3 separate regions of the Mus musculus genome follow, and all the other regions are linked to region 2. Evidence: chromatin loops called from intact Hi-C (ENCODE). Cell type or tissue: left cerebral cortex. All regions are shown on one strand.

Evidence for each region. Hi-C counts contacts between places; a loop is a spot of excess contacts. Peaks named below come from ENCODE experiments on the same cell type or tissue, not always from the same donor. Only the 100,000 strongest peaks of a DNase experiment are listed, where the experiment ranks them.
Region 1: a loop joins it to region 2, with 3 times the contacts of the local background. A loop is called at or near these places in 3 of 42 quality-filtered maps.
Region 3: it touches region 2 in a loop (2.3-fold over the local background); 3 of 42 quality-filtered maps call a loop at or near these places.

Annotation. Positions count from the first base shown.
Region 1 is chr3:82,650,149-82,655,148 of GRCm38, forward strand. No RefSeq gene overlaps it. Among named protein-coding and RNA genes, the nearest start is that of Gm29999, 12 kb to the right of the region's middle. In left cerebral cortex, no CTCF peak of the experiment used is centred here; a DNase peak (open chromatin) is centred at 2,419; H3K27ac peaks cover 1,281 bases.
Region 2 is chr3:82,405,571-82,410,570 of GRCm38, forward strand. No RefSeq gene overlaps it. Among named protein-coding and RNA genes, the nearest start is that of Map9, 50 kb to the left of the region's middle. In left cerebral cortex, a CTCF peak has its summit at 2,035 (motif pointing right); DNase peaks (open chromatin) are centred at 900 and 2,050.
Region 3 is chr3:82,658,159-82,663,158 of GRCm38, forward strand. It overlaps Gm29999 (a long non-coding RNA gene), which reads right to left. Exons shown (of 2, transcript XR_375746.1): 2 at 2,363-2,937. Among named protein-coding and RNA genes, the nearest start is that of Gm29999, 4.2 kb to the right of the region's middle. In left cerebral cortex, no CTCF peak of the experiment used is centred here; DNase peaks (open chromatin) are centred at 2,823 and 3,368.

The DNA of each region.
Region 1 (5,000 bases), 240 kb after region 2:
TGGGCCTTCACACATGAATGATACAGCCAACTGAGTTAAGGATATTTGCTAGATCCTTTGTCCCATTCCCAAGTTACTAAAGACGGACTACTACTAGTCCAGCCCTGAGCAGCTGAGGGTTTGAAGAGTGTATTAAAGACTCCTGATCAGAAGCTGTAGATATCTCTGAGCAGCAAAGGTTAGTTGTAATGTAAATGACTTCTGGTTACTCCATTTCTACTCAAATGGGGCTTCTTTCTGTCCTGTATTATAGAGAAGTCATAATGTCTGCCTAATACCACAGTTTTATCCTCATCATTGTACAGGAAGCTCATCAGTCACTGAGCTCTCTGCGCTCAGAGACATCATGTCCCTCCTCCTGCTCCCTCCCATTATTGCATATCTGAAGATTGTGGCATTAATAGGGCTCATTTTATACCAGGAAATCAAACTTCCTGAGAATGGCAATAACATAAACAAAGAGAACCTATGTATATATACATTTGTGACATCATGGGCCGCGTGAAAGGGTCCCAGAGCGCCCTCAGATGCACAGTAGACTGCACCTTTTGAAGAGTCAACTTTCATTGTTCAGTTTTTTTCCTCTCAGCTGTTTTCAGAGTAAAATAGATTCTCATGAAAGAAAAGAACCGGGACTAAAAGCAAAGAGTAGCTGCTACGCAGTTAATGGGGGGGGGGGGGGGGACAGGGAGCTGATATATGACATCACATATCAAATTATATCAGTTTTCTCAGACTTTGTTTAATTATGCCTGAGTCTTCACAAAGTAGAGTTGGGAGGTATTATTTCCATATAGATCTTGTGGGATAAGGAAGACTAAGTGTCTCTGATGGCTGTTCTTGGTTGTCAACTTTACTAATCTGTAATTATCTAAACCCCAAGCATCTGGGTACACCTGTGAGAGAGGTTCATGACTGAATCATTTGAAGTGGAAAGACTCACCTAAATCTGGATCTTTTGAGGTGGAAAGGTCCTTCTTAAATGCAGGCCACATGTTTCTGCTGGCAGCCTATATAAAGGACATGACAGAAGAAAATTCTGGCTCTTCGCATGTTGCCTTCACTCTCAGTGGCTGCTGCATTGGTTCACATTGCAATTCTTTGCTGGTCATCATTGAGTTTCACTGATGCTCATCTTCAATGATGATGGTCTGATATGAGTTCACCTTGCTTTCTTCACAGATCTTTACTTGTCTTGACTTTGTAAAGAGAAATGCACCAAAGAACTGGTGATGTTCTAGCAGCTTCTCGCCACTACTATGGACTCTGGCCAATCCTTGGAGCTTTGAGGTTTCTTCTGAATTGAACCATGGCTGCTGATTTGTGTTTGGTGACACTCATGAATTGGACTGCTAATATCCTTACAATGATGATCAGAATGCCCCAAAGAACTACTTCTCAACAGGTCCACTTCTACTAACCTTTCTTCCTCCCCTACCTTTAGTTGATGGGCTATAAGAGAGGTCAAAGCATTTAACAACCTTTATTAAAGTAAGTTTTGAAAAATATAAGCCTACATCCAGCATCATGAATTCAATAACTATTGGATTCATGGACACTGCATGGAGTGAAGGCATTGTCAGAAGTGTCGTCCATGTACTTTAATACATCAATGAACATCTAGAATGCATTCACACAGCAAGTAATATACTTGACTGCTAGAGTTACATGTGGGATACCCAGAGACTCTCAGTAGTGGCTTCATGAGATGTGAAATGATGCAAAGGACACTGTGTGAGGAAGTGGATTCTAGAGCTGGAGACAGATATGATGAATCCTGAGCACATCTCCTTGTGATTCAACATAGGCAAGAATTATACATAGGATCACTGTCTATATGTGCATTTTTCCTCTTTTCATTTCCAAGACTCAAAAATGGTGGTTGATGTACCAAATGTTTACTGATGTTTTCAAAATTAGCATTTCCACAATTTCAGCAAATTTGCATTCAATAATTACAGTACTGCACTCTTTCTAATTGATAACTAGTAAGATTTCATTTTACTGGGAAACAAAGCAGCAAATGGACCATACCCACTTGAATTCTTTTTTTTTCCCTAGATCTGGCTCTTTTAATGAACCTCAAATTGTTCTTTTTTCCGGGCAGCAGTCATGGGTTTCCTGGCAACAGCCATTTGGGTTTCCAGGTATTTTAAAGCTTAGATTCTAAAATTCCTGAAGGAGAGTCCTACACAGCTGCAGGATGCACACAGTGGCTGGTTCACAGGACAGCCTTCTCCCCTACATCAACTGTTTCTACAAAAGCAACTGTGTCTTAGCCTTGCATTTACTTATCTGCATTGCTGAAAACACCCAAGTTGTTTCTGTTTTATGGTAATTTCCAAAAGCAAAAGAACAAATGTGTTGCCAAGGAGATGCTGTAGAGAGGAAAGAGGAGTAAAGATGCCCGTATCTGAGCATCTGGTATGTTCCCTGCTCCCGTTCCCCACCCACAGAAATTTACAGCAGCTTCCCAGAAAGGCTGAGATAGCATGAAGACATTGCTCAGTTATCCATGGTCCTCAGATCAGATTTATGCCAACTCACCTCCATCCAGACACTTGACATATGATTTAAATAATTTCTTTGATGGTATAAAAGACCTACTAGGATGAGGAAGCAGCTGTTACAGCTTCACTGAACACATAGAAGACAATTCCGTTAGTGTCATAGGGAGATGGCAAGGAACATGGGGGAAGCCTTTTGGTTTCCACAAGAGTTATCTGGCAGTGTCTAGAAAAGCATGCTTTAGCAACACTGTGTCCGAGAAGATGACAGAGGTCCTCTACAGCCACCAGACCTCAGTGTCTTCTTATAACTGCTGTTTAACTTCTTTAACAGCTGTTTAAATAATTTGTCTTTGTTCTCCATTATTGAAAACCTGAGATTCCTAGGGACAGCGAAACACACTAGTAATATCTTATTATATAACAAAGGTGAAGAATTTTATTGGGAATCCAATGGATGACAGAGATATAAAAAATAATGAAACCTGTTCTTACAGCTCATGGGAAGGCAGAGTCTTTGTCCAAAGCAGCCCAAAACAGCGTATTCACAGGCAGATGTGAAGACACAATCCAGAAGTAAAACCAATGATCTTGATAAATGACTTGTCTCCAATTTCAGATCAATGACAAGGCACAAGTGACAGACTAGACATAGATTGAGAATAAGGAACACTGCACACAATGACAGCTAGAAGTGTACAGTATCAAAGCTATAGAGTACCTTGGACTTATCATTACATGTGTCAGTGGGCCAGACTTTGACCATACTACTCATTGTCAATCAGGAGTGACATATAAGTGTTTTTATAAATCTAGTCACACATAAAATAATCCTATTTTTGTCTTTTCAAAGTTTCACATTATCAAGTTGGGTTCTGATGGGTCAGGACTATTAGAGACTAAAGCAATTAAAATTGTACACTCCCATGATGCGCCAATTCAGACTTGAGACTGAGTAGACTGAGAAACGGGCGTGTTTTGCTGTTCTGTGCTCATTAGTTATTTTAGGAGCAGCATTGGGAGTCCTTACTTCAATAGCTCAGGGTATTGGCAGCATGCTTGCCACCACTCAGGATTATCTCTACTGCTGTTAAGTGAATTTTCAATAGAAAATTAAGCTTTTCAAAAGAAAAGGCACTGCCTACTTTTAAAGTTGATTGGGCTATCATACACTAGCCTGCCAGCCACTCTGTTTATCCTCCCTGTGATGTGAACACAGCAATTGCATACTATGGACTATTATGGATTCTCATGCCCCTCACAAATCACTCCCCTAAGAGAACTTATGCTGCTAGATTTATAACTGTAGGTAAGGGCCTCAAAGGTACCAGACTGAGTCTTCAAGGACTATTATCTATATTTTTTTAACTTTTCAATTTTTTTAAAAAAATAAAATAAACATACATTTAAAAAAGGTCACAAGATTTTTGAAAGAAATGAACCTTTTAGTGAATGTATACATTAAAGAACTTGTGGATTAGCGGAATGGTTTTGCCCTGAGGCTATTCAAGGTGTTAGGGTGATGGTACTTGAAATGTATGAAACCCTCGTGATTAGTCTCTCATGATCTAAGGAGTGATATAATTATAGGTGTGCTTTAGCCTGAAAAAGAGAAACCACATCAATTCTGAGAAGACTAAGGTCCTTCACTTAGCCACATCAAAATACTTATGCCTGCAAAGGATAGCTAAATGTAAAGATATGTATATTTAATATTGAAATTATATGGCAATGCTAAAAGTTCTGCAAAACTCTGGTTATAGCTTGGTGTGTCCGCGCTTCAGTGTATTCTCCGGTAACCACTGTACCACCAGGGAGAAGATGAGGCTTGTACAGATGTGACTTTTACCAATGAGTTTCAAAGAGCTTTTATAAGCTTGTTCTTTTTCAAATTTCTATGTGACAAATAGTGACTGTTCTTAGTTTAAGGATTAACTGGGATTCTTTGACTATGGTTAATAGGAATGCAATACATATAAGTCATTTGTTTAGTTAATTTGAGACAAAGTCTCATGTAGCTTAGGTTGTTCCTGAACACATTATGTAGACAAGGCTGGCCCTGAACTCCAGATCCTCCTGCCTCCACCTCCTAATTAGGATTACAGGACTTGGGAGTACTGAGCTTAAGTTTGTATTCCATAACGTCATTACATATTTATCCTCTTAAATTATTTTTAGCTCTGTGCTTATGTCAAATGTTCATTGCATAGAATATTCCAAACTGACATCTAATACCCATGTCGAATTTAATCCTTTCTCACCTAAGTAGAATTAGCTGATTTGCCCCTGGGCTTGTTCAGTTCTTACTACATGAGCATCTAACTCATCTATGTGAGTTACTACCAGCTCTTGTGTCTAGATGTAGCTATGTGGCTTTGCCCTTACAGAGTTTCTTGGCTGTTTCCTGAGATTGATACTTTGTATCGTTGAAGAGCATTCCCTTAAGCCTCAGAGATTTAGTCATTGATACTTTGTATCGTTGAAGAGCATTCC
Region 2 (5,000 bases):
CCTTCCTTCCTTCCTTCCTTCCTTCCTTCCTTCCAAACAAACAAACAAACAAACAAACAAACAAAAGTCTCCTAGTATGCAAGCCCAATAATACACGTGGCTTTATGTTCATTCCATTGTTCTATTTGTCTGAGCCAGACAACATTGTTAAAAAGCATAGATGTTAAGGCACATAAATAAGGAATGTTTTCTTAATTCATATATTAGATTTTTCGTCTTCCATTTGCTAAACTAGAGAACTCAGAGGTACACAGATGTTCTTGTCCGTCATCCATATATACCATATTTTCCTGAGATGCACACAGATGTTCTTGTCCGTCATCCATATATACCATATTTTCCTGAGATGCTTTATATTCTTTCCTATTACATATTATCCTCTGCCTTTCTCATTCATGCTCTGTGGGCCATCCATCGCTCTGTTGAAGGCAGTGTGCCTGTTCTATTCTCAGGATGACTCCTCCTGTCGCGTTCTGCTTTGGTATTGGCTCACTGGGATCTCTGACTCTATAGTTCCATGTCCTTTTGCGTTGCTTCCATATCTCACCTCACATGTTTAAAACTCTGCTTCATGGTTTGTTGTTGTTAATTTTATTGTGGCTTATATTCACTATGTCATAGGCTGACAATCCAATGGAGAAAACTTTTCTTATTTCTACCTTTTTTTCCCTCCATTTTAGAACTGGTAGTGGTTGTTTATACTTATTATTTCCATTTTGAATGATCTAAGTCAATCCTGACTAATTTATTTTTGGAAACATATTTAGAAAAAACTATCCAATATAGCAAAGCTGGCAGAATTTTAGCCTGATTCCCTGAGCTGCCTTTTCTGCTGTAAAGTAGTACATATGTGTATGAGTTTTTCTGGCACGTTATCTCACCACCCACGGAGACTGGCATCTGTGAACTGCTTGCCGAGCCCAGCATCTCTGCACTTCTCTGCCATCTCCACAGCACTTCTGCCATCTGACAGTTTACATTTTCTCTCTGAAAGGAAAATTGCCTATTACTATAGAGAGCCACACAGTCTTGGGTAAGGATCTCACTGTTGACAGATGCACCTTGTTATAGCAAGCTGCTTTAGTGCTAAAGGTTCTAACCTCCAAGTATACTGCTCCTAGGGAAATGAAAGCATCTCAGCAGATTATGTAGACTCTGCAGTGGCAAGAAATCAGATGGCACAGAGAGTGCTCTGTCTGCGTATGTCAATGTGACTGTGGGAGATTTTTCTCCTGAATTATTGCTTGGGCCCAGATGTCTCCCCTTGTCATCAGAATACAATTTTATATTTCTAAACAAATTTGTTTTTGTACTGCAGAGCTTCCCCTCTCCTTCAAATCTAGCCCCTAACCATCACCCCCAGCTTTGGGGTAGCCCCCTGCTATGGCCTCTCCTCACTCTCTGTTCCCATTTCTAGGAAACTGAGCAGATCATGATGGAAATCCTGCTTTTTATCTCACCTGTGGACCTCCCCCAACCCAGAACGGCACCTCCCTGCCCATTCTTATTTCTCAATGTTAACTTGAATATTTAGAAACATGGTTTTATTTTTCTATCTCATTACATTTTTATTTCCTTTGATTTTTTTTCTGTAAGAAAAGAAAAGGGGGTGAGGCAGTGCATTAAAATACACTTTCAAATAGAGAGAAGAAAAAGGAGACTTAGCTGGATCTGACATGCTCAGAACATATGAATCCAGACCCAATTAAAAAGGACGTCAACATTACTTACAAGAAGGATTAGATGAGAAAAGGCAAAGTGAGATGCTTAAAGGTATTTTAGAAACATGTTTTAACCAGAAGCCCCAGCAGACACACTTGTCAGGATCCCAGAGGAATTACCTGCCAGGTAACACATAGCCACCACAGCCTTTTAAGAACCAGAGAGGGCAATAAAAATCAAGAATAAAAACCCCACCTACCCAAGAAAGTCAAGACTATATATTAGCACCTAGAATTACCATCTTCCCAAGGCCAGACACTGAGACACCAGCATAAGAACTCAACTATTAACAGTCAGGATATTAAGTCTCCACTAGAGGACACAATCTTCCCGCAGCAGGCCCTGAGAGCTGCAACCTAACTGAATAACAAGACAAATATGTTAAAACAGCCCTTTATGAATGTGGCTGAGGTCCTTAAAGAGGAAATGAATAAGTCCTTCTAAGCAAACACAGTCGAAGGAAATGAACAGAACAGTTCAAAACCTGAAAGTAGAAGTAGAGTCAATAAAGAAAACCCAAACTTTTGGAAATATGGACATGCAAATTTTAGGAACTCGAATAAGAGTTGGCTATCCTTAACAACAGAAAACAAGAGATGCAAGTGAGAATCTCAGACATTGAAGGTACAGTAGGAGAAATGGAGAACTCAGTCAGGGAAGTTGTTAAATCTAAAAATCCTGTCAAAAACCATTTTGAATACATAGGACTCTGGTGGGGTGGGGGGTAAATCTAAGAATAATAGGTATATACAAAGGAGAAAAAACACAGATCGAAGGCACACAAAAAAAAAATCTTCAACAAAATTATAGAATAAAATATCCCTAATCTAAAAAGGAAATACCTATCAAGATACAGGAAGCATATAGAATACCAAATGAACTGGACCAGAAAAGAACATCTCCTCGGTACCTAATAATCAAGGCCCTAAATGTACAGGAAAAAGGAAAGAATATTAAAAGATAATAGGTTATAAAGAACAAATATCATATGAAGGTAGACCTATTAAATTAACACCTAACTTCTCTAAAAGAATTCTAAAAGCCAAAAGGATCTAGATATATGTTCTACAAACTCTAGTAGACCATAATGCCAGATCAGATTACTATGCCCAACAAAACTGTTAATCATAATTGATGGAGGAAGAAAGAAATTCATCAGTAAAACCAAACTTAAGCAATAGCAACATATAAATCCAGCTTTAAAGATGAAGATACGAAGAAAACTCCAACCTGAAGAGGCTGGCCCCACCCAAGAAAACTCAAGGAATCACTTATTCCAGCAAATCAAGAGTGGAAACACACGCACACACACACTACAACAACAACTGCTGCTGCTGCTGCTGCTGCTACTACTACTACTACTGCTACTACTACAAGAAAACAGGAATCACCAAAGACTACTAATTTGTATCTCTCAATATTGTTGGTTTTAATTCCTCATAAAATGACACAGACTAACAGAATGGATGAAAAACTAGGATCCATCCTTCTGCTGCAACCAAGAAACACACCTTATTTAGCACCAAGGATAGACATCACATCAAACATGAAATGAGATATTCCAAGCAAATATCTGGTGTAGCTATTTAAATATCTGACCAAATAGACTTCAAACAAAAAGTAGTCAGAAGATATAGGGAAGAATACTACATACTTATCAAAGGAAAAAAAATCCACAAAGAAAACAACATCAATTCTTATCATCTATACCTCAGATAAAATGGTACTCAAATTCATAGAATAAATACTACTATAACTTAAATCACATATTGACCTTCATACTCTGATACTAGGAGATGTCAATACATCACTCTCAATGATAGACATGTAATCCAGACAAAAACTAAATAGAAAAATGTTGGAGCTAACAGATGTTATAAATTAAATGGACATAAAGATATTTACAGAACATTTCACTCAAATCCAAGGAATATACCATTTTGTCAGTACCTCAGAACATTTTTCCAAAACTGATCATATACTCAGAAACAAATTAAGTATCAACAGATACAAGAAAATAAAAATAACACCCTGCAACCTATCAACAACAGCAAGCTTACAAACTCGGAGAATAACTCACCACTTGAAGAAAATGGGCCAAGACAGAAATAAGAAAGACTTTCTAGAATTGAATGAAAATAAAGACACAGCATACCCAAAACTATGGGGCACAATGTTGGCAGTTGAGGCATGTTCACAGCATTACGTGCCTACATTTTAAAAATGGGGATATGGGATATATCATACTAATAACAGTACACCCAAAGTCTCTAGAACAAAAAGAAGTAGGCACACTCAAGAGGAGTAGAAGGCAAGAAATAATCAATCTCAGACCTGAAAGAAAATTTTAACCAATGGAAGAAGATCTAGGAAGGTCCCTGATGTGAATGATATTTATTCTCCCCATAAAATCTCTGAGAACTTCGGAAACAATGACTACTACTGTGCCCAGACCATAGATTTTCTCTTCATCCAATGGAATGGAGAACTTTTATTTATGTGCTCATAATCCTTAGTAAGAAAATGAACTTACAACATTAAAGTTTTCATTTTAATCAAGATTTTTTTTTAATTCTAGGGTTGTCAGACCATGAAACCACACACCAGAAGTTTCATTAAGCATACACAATATTTATAAAAGCGTTCAGTAATATAACTGTCTCTAACAGGCAGGGGATTATTCTAAACAATGAATGAAAGCTTGGATCTATCATCAGTATTTCATGAAGCAAAGAGCAATGAGATTATATGAATGGAGGGACCTCTCCCCTGATAGCTGTGCATTTGCATGGCGCCTGTTACTGCAGTACAGGGATGCTAAGACAGACACATCAGGGTAAATGAATTAGCCACAGTAAGGGGAAGCACTCCCTTTCTTGTTGGATCTGGACTGAGTCATGAAGAAAACAGTCCTTTCTGTTTTCGTATGCTCTGTGTTGAGACTTGGAAAGGCTGGGGTCCTGACCAGTCAACTGGAGCATCCCATCATTCCTAAAAAACTGATATCTGTATCCTGTCACTCATAATAGAAGAGGGTCCTCTGTCACACAGCAACTCTCCCCCAGAATGGCAGTCTTGTCCTGGCGTTGTTCCTCTCCCCAGGGGCATAGCCATAGAATGTCTGCATGAGGTAAAATCAAATAAAGTTACCATCCATCCATTTAGCTAAATACAGAGAGCTTTTTAATCTATGAGCATTAACATCTGGTTAGGTTTTCCCCAGACTATTCTGGCTAAAGAAATCATTGAGGAATTACATGTCCTTTGCTAATTCTCAG
Region 3 (5,000 bases), 250 kb after region 2:
CAAAAGACCATGAAGCAGAAGACATAGAAATTTAAAATGAAGAAAAGAGGGTATAAAGGAGTAGACAAGGAAATATCAAATAATATTTTTAAAATCTTTAAGAAAGTTTCTTTTTAAAAGCAATTTTCATATTTGAATCACAAACACAGGCACAATTATAAACCAATCTGACCTTGAGTTTATAAAAAGACTGTATTGTCTTAAAAACTAAAGCCTCCTTTTTCCCATGTAAATACTTCTTAAGGCAGTCAGTCAGGGTAAATGAGAGAAGACTATATCGTTGCACATAGTTTTTGTAAAGAAGGTATTTATAATATTTTTTCATTAGTTCTCTGAATATACAAGCAATTTTGGAAACTCAAAACATGTTAACCCCTCTTATTTGAATGTCAAATGTCCTACACAGCCCATGTGTTTGAACACATAGTCTCCACCCATCTGGCAGGTTTTGTAATCTTTTGCTCCCGAGGCCTACCTGGTACAAGAGGCTGTATAGGTGACACCTTGACGATAGTTATAGGTCCTGGGGGCCCAAGCTTCTAATTCAAGCTCCAGACTGCAGGACTTTTGAATGAATACTCTTTACCTCCCAAGTCCCTGTCTGATGATGGGAGGGCTCCTCATGTAAACAGCAACATGTCTATTATAGTTTCTATGTAGATATGAGGCGGAAATGCAGAAAACAAAGTAAGGAATTTACTCTCTCGGGGCGGGGGCTGTAGTGTATTGATGACTTTTATTTGTTAAATCAAATCTTCACACATGATAGTCACACAGCATTCCTCAAAGGAAATGGAAATGTGACCATCTGAAACTCATGGAGAGTCTTTAACGTTAAAGGTGAAAACTAGTCTCTTTGGCCAATTTTCCTTCTAACTAAGATACAAAGTGGGATAAATAATGCACCCACAGCACTTGCCTGCGGAAAATTTTCTCTTCGTTTGACCTTGTTACTGATTTTTTTTTGTTTTCATCTATTTTTAAAATGGCTTTATTCTTTCTACCAAGTAGCATTTTGCTGAGATGCCCTCCTATTTAGAGAGTTATTTTTCTTATCCTCGAAGACCTGAAATTGTACTGTTTGGATGCAGCTCATTTTAAAATGCTGTGTTGGACAGGAAATAGAAGAGCATTGAAAAGAGGCAAACAGGGAACATTAGACACAGATTTGTCTCCCATGCTTCACGGTGATAAATTTGCTGCTCTATATGTTCAAGTTCAAGAATCCCTTACTACACATACGTTTCAAATACAAAAAGGTTTGTGTATTAGGAGCTCGTATTGGCAGAGGCAGTCCTTGTAATGATGATGGAAAACCAAGTGTGAAATCTACACTACCAGCAGAAAGAACACATTCTACTGAATTCAACACCCAATCTTTAGGATAGGAAAGTTGGCTCAGTAGGTGGAGCCCTTATCATGCAAGTGTGAGGACCTGAGTTCAAATGCCCAGAACACGTGTAAAGGTGGTTTCAGAACAGTGGGTCTGTAATCCCAGTGTCCCTACGGTGAGGTGGGGAGCAAAGACTGAAGAATCCTCAGACTCTTGGAAGTCAATCAGCCTTGATTATATGGCAATGGACAGCAAAGAGACTAATCCTGTCTCAAAAAAAGGTAAAGTGAGAAACAGCACCCTCTGAGCTCCACGTGGCTCTAAGCATGTGAGTGCATATGCTGTCTCTGTCTCTGTCTCTGTCTTCCTCTCTCTCTCTCTCTCTCTCTCTCTCTCTCTCTCTCTCTCACACACACACACCTCTCATACACACTCACAGAGACAACTCTCTCACCACACACACACACACACACACCTTACACACATACACTCACACCGTACACACATACACTCACAGAGACAACTCTCTCACCACACACACACGCACACACACACACACACATACACAGATACACCTCTCCCTTTCTCTCTCCCTCTCTCTCTGTCTCTCCCTCCACCTCTATTTCCCCCTGCACTTTCCCTCCCCAACCCCAACTCTCTCTCTCTCTCTCTGTATTCTGCTTGTGGGTCAAATACAAGCTCTCAGCTATTGCTCCAGTGCCATGCCTGCCTGCCTGATGCTACGCTTCTTGTCACAATGATCATGGATTCTCCCTCTGAAACTGTAAACCCTCATTAAAGGCTTTCTTCTATATGTTGCCTTGGCCACGGTGCCTTTTCACAATAGAAAAGTAAACGTGACAGAAGTTATACAGAGTGATGGGATTTAAATGTAGGCACCTGTAGCTCCAGATCCATATTTATTACCAATAAACTTCCAATAAATGTAATCTAAAATTGATGCGATTATATTTAATATTAATGGAATAATGAGGCCAAAGTACAATAACTAAAGAGCAAGACACCAAGTGGAGGAACTATTTATATTATGAACACTAAGGGAGTCGATGCTAGAATTATAAGAATTCCCACACACGAACAACCAAACATTATCTTATAGAATAAAAATTCCCTTCACAAAAAAGAGTTATAAGTGACTCAGAAATATGCAAGAAAGTTCCAAAGTTCCAATTATCCTCCTTTCCCCAATGCCATGCCCTCCTCTCCAGTCAGTCTGCAAGCCTAAGCTTGCTTCAGCCAGCCAGGACCCAGCAGCTGATGTCAGTGACTGTGGAAGCTTCCTTTGCTGCTGCAGCACTAAGCTGTATTTTCTGTCCTCTTCCCGTTCTCTCCACAGGCCTCTGGAACAAATCCTCCTTTCTGAACTTCATCAACAGTGGCCCAGATTAAATCATTGATGTGAATCTTCTTTTTAATCATCTTATTCAAAGAAACATTAAGCTCTTTTCAGATGCCATGTCTCTCATTCTGTTAGAAATGGTGATAGCCTGGGTTATGTGAAAGGCTCTAAATGAGGATGCTCGATCCGGTCCTTATCCTTACAGGCAGGAGCCTGGGCTGGAAGTTGCTCATTCAAAGGCCTCCTAAAGAAGGGAGATGGTTTTACTCTGGGCTTTTACTTCCACTTCTTCATTTATAGAAAGTATATTTAACTCATTCACATCTCAGTGTATGTGGCTCTGTGAGGGGAAGACAGAATGAAAAACAAGGAGAGAGGGAGAGAGGGACTGAGGGCAAGGAAGAGGAGTAAAAGAAACAGGGTGCAGAGGAAGAGAGGGAGCTGCCATGGGAGAGGGGAGAATAGAAATACTGAAACACGAGGAAATTTATAGAAACAATTAAAATTAAAAACGTGTCTTACCAAAGTGGACTGTGAATTCACCAAGGAAGTTTTCAGTGCCAGAGAATGATAAAATTAGAGGTGACCCTAAAAGGACTAAGTTCAGTTTCTTCACTTTGCAAGTAAGGAAATAAAAAGCCAAAACTATAAAAGGAACAAGAGGCAAAGCTTGGGACAGAACAGAATGAGGGTACTGCCAGGCAGAAAATCCCCCATTGTGATGTGGCCAGGCAAGCTGTGGGATGCTGCTGCTCTGAGTCCTGAAAAAAAATGATTTTATTTTACTCTAAAGATGCTACACTTAGACTTTTGGCTTTCCAAGTCTTAAAGTATTCAGCTACTTCCCTCAGGACAGACATGAGGACTCTATGAAGGGAACAACGGTCACATGAGGGAGGACATATTTATTAGCAAGTAAGCAGACATTTTATATGGTCATGTTGGAGGACTGTGGTCCCCGGAGTTGACCCCAACATTTCTTTAAAAGCAAATAAGAACACTAGCTAGGCTGGCCCAGCCCACAGTGAGAACCCCAAGGGAAAAAACAGGAGAGTATTCTCAGTTACTTGATCATCACACATTCAAAAGAAAGGGATTGGGAGAGAACGGGAGTACAAGAGAGAGTCACAAGCAGATACCTGCTATTGGTTCTCCTAGACTCTCCCATCTCAGCTAAGGAAATGAGACCCGATCCATGTGCCAGGCTGCCCAGTATAACAGATACTCCACTAAGCAGGATTAGAAAGAGATGGTCTGAGAAGAAAATGAAAAGGCTTTCTTCCCAGCCGGGGTGCTAGGTAACAAATCACACAGAGGTTCGGAGTTTGGTTTCAGGAGGCACAGACTTGCTTTCTCCCTTTGGTGAGATAATTCTGAACACATCCCAATCAGAAAGGCATCCCATGAAGTTCCTTCCTTACTGACGGGTGGAAGAATCCCCGGGGATTGAAACAATCGCGTAATTCATGATTTGAGCAACTAAAGGGACACCTTCAATAATTCTTAATTTTACTTTAAATTGCATTAACCTGTTGGCTAATGGATTATCCCAAGAAGAAAATACATAATTTAATTTTACAAACACTCTTGGATGAACACATTCTTCCAGAAACCTCAGCCTGTACCTCTAAAACTCTCCTCGGCCAGCTAAGCAGACAGGTCTACGGGTTTGAAGGAGTCTGTTCTTACAGCAAAAGTGGGAAAAGCCCACCTTTAATCTCCCAGGTCAGCAGGGGAGTTAAAACACAGATGTGTTCCAGTCTTCAAATCACCCACATTAAGGCCTGCTGGAAACAGCATCTGGCTTTTCCAATAGGAAAAAAAAATTAATGACCAACTGGCAACAGTTATAACCCTTCATTTATGAGTTTGTCACTACATTTCAAAACAACTCTCCTTCGAAATGATGCTCACAGCCCTTTCCTGCTACCATTTCCAAACAAGGCCACCCAAAGGAAACACACATTAAATTAACACATTCCTGAGTGAAGAAAACACAGATATACTGGAGCCCTTGAACACACTTGGCTGTGCTCTCTAAACCACAGCCCCACTGAAAAGAAGTCGCCTGCTGGCTCTCTAATGGTGCATTCAGAAAATGTCTTCAAAAAATCCCAATCAGAAATGTTGAATCAAAATCCCATTGTTCCTCCTCCTCTGTAAGAGAACTGTGAAGGATGGATGCCCGAGGCTGGAAAAGCAGCAACCCAGTAGGAAGTGACCTGAGCAGAAGGGCACAGTTGTCAGAGCCTGTTCCCCAGGCAACATCTACAGCACAGGCCAAGCTACAGAGAGATGCACCCAGAC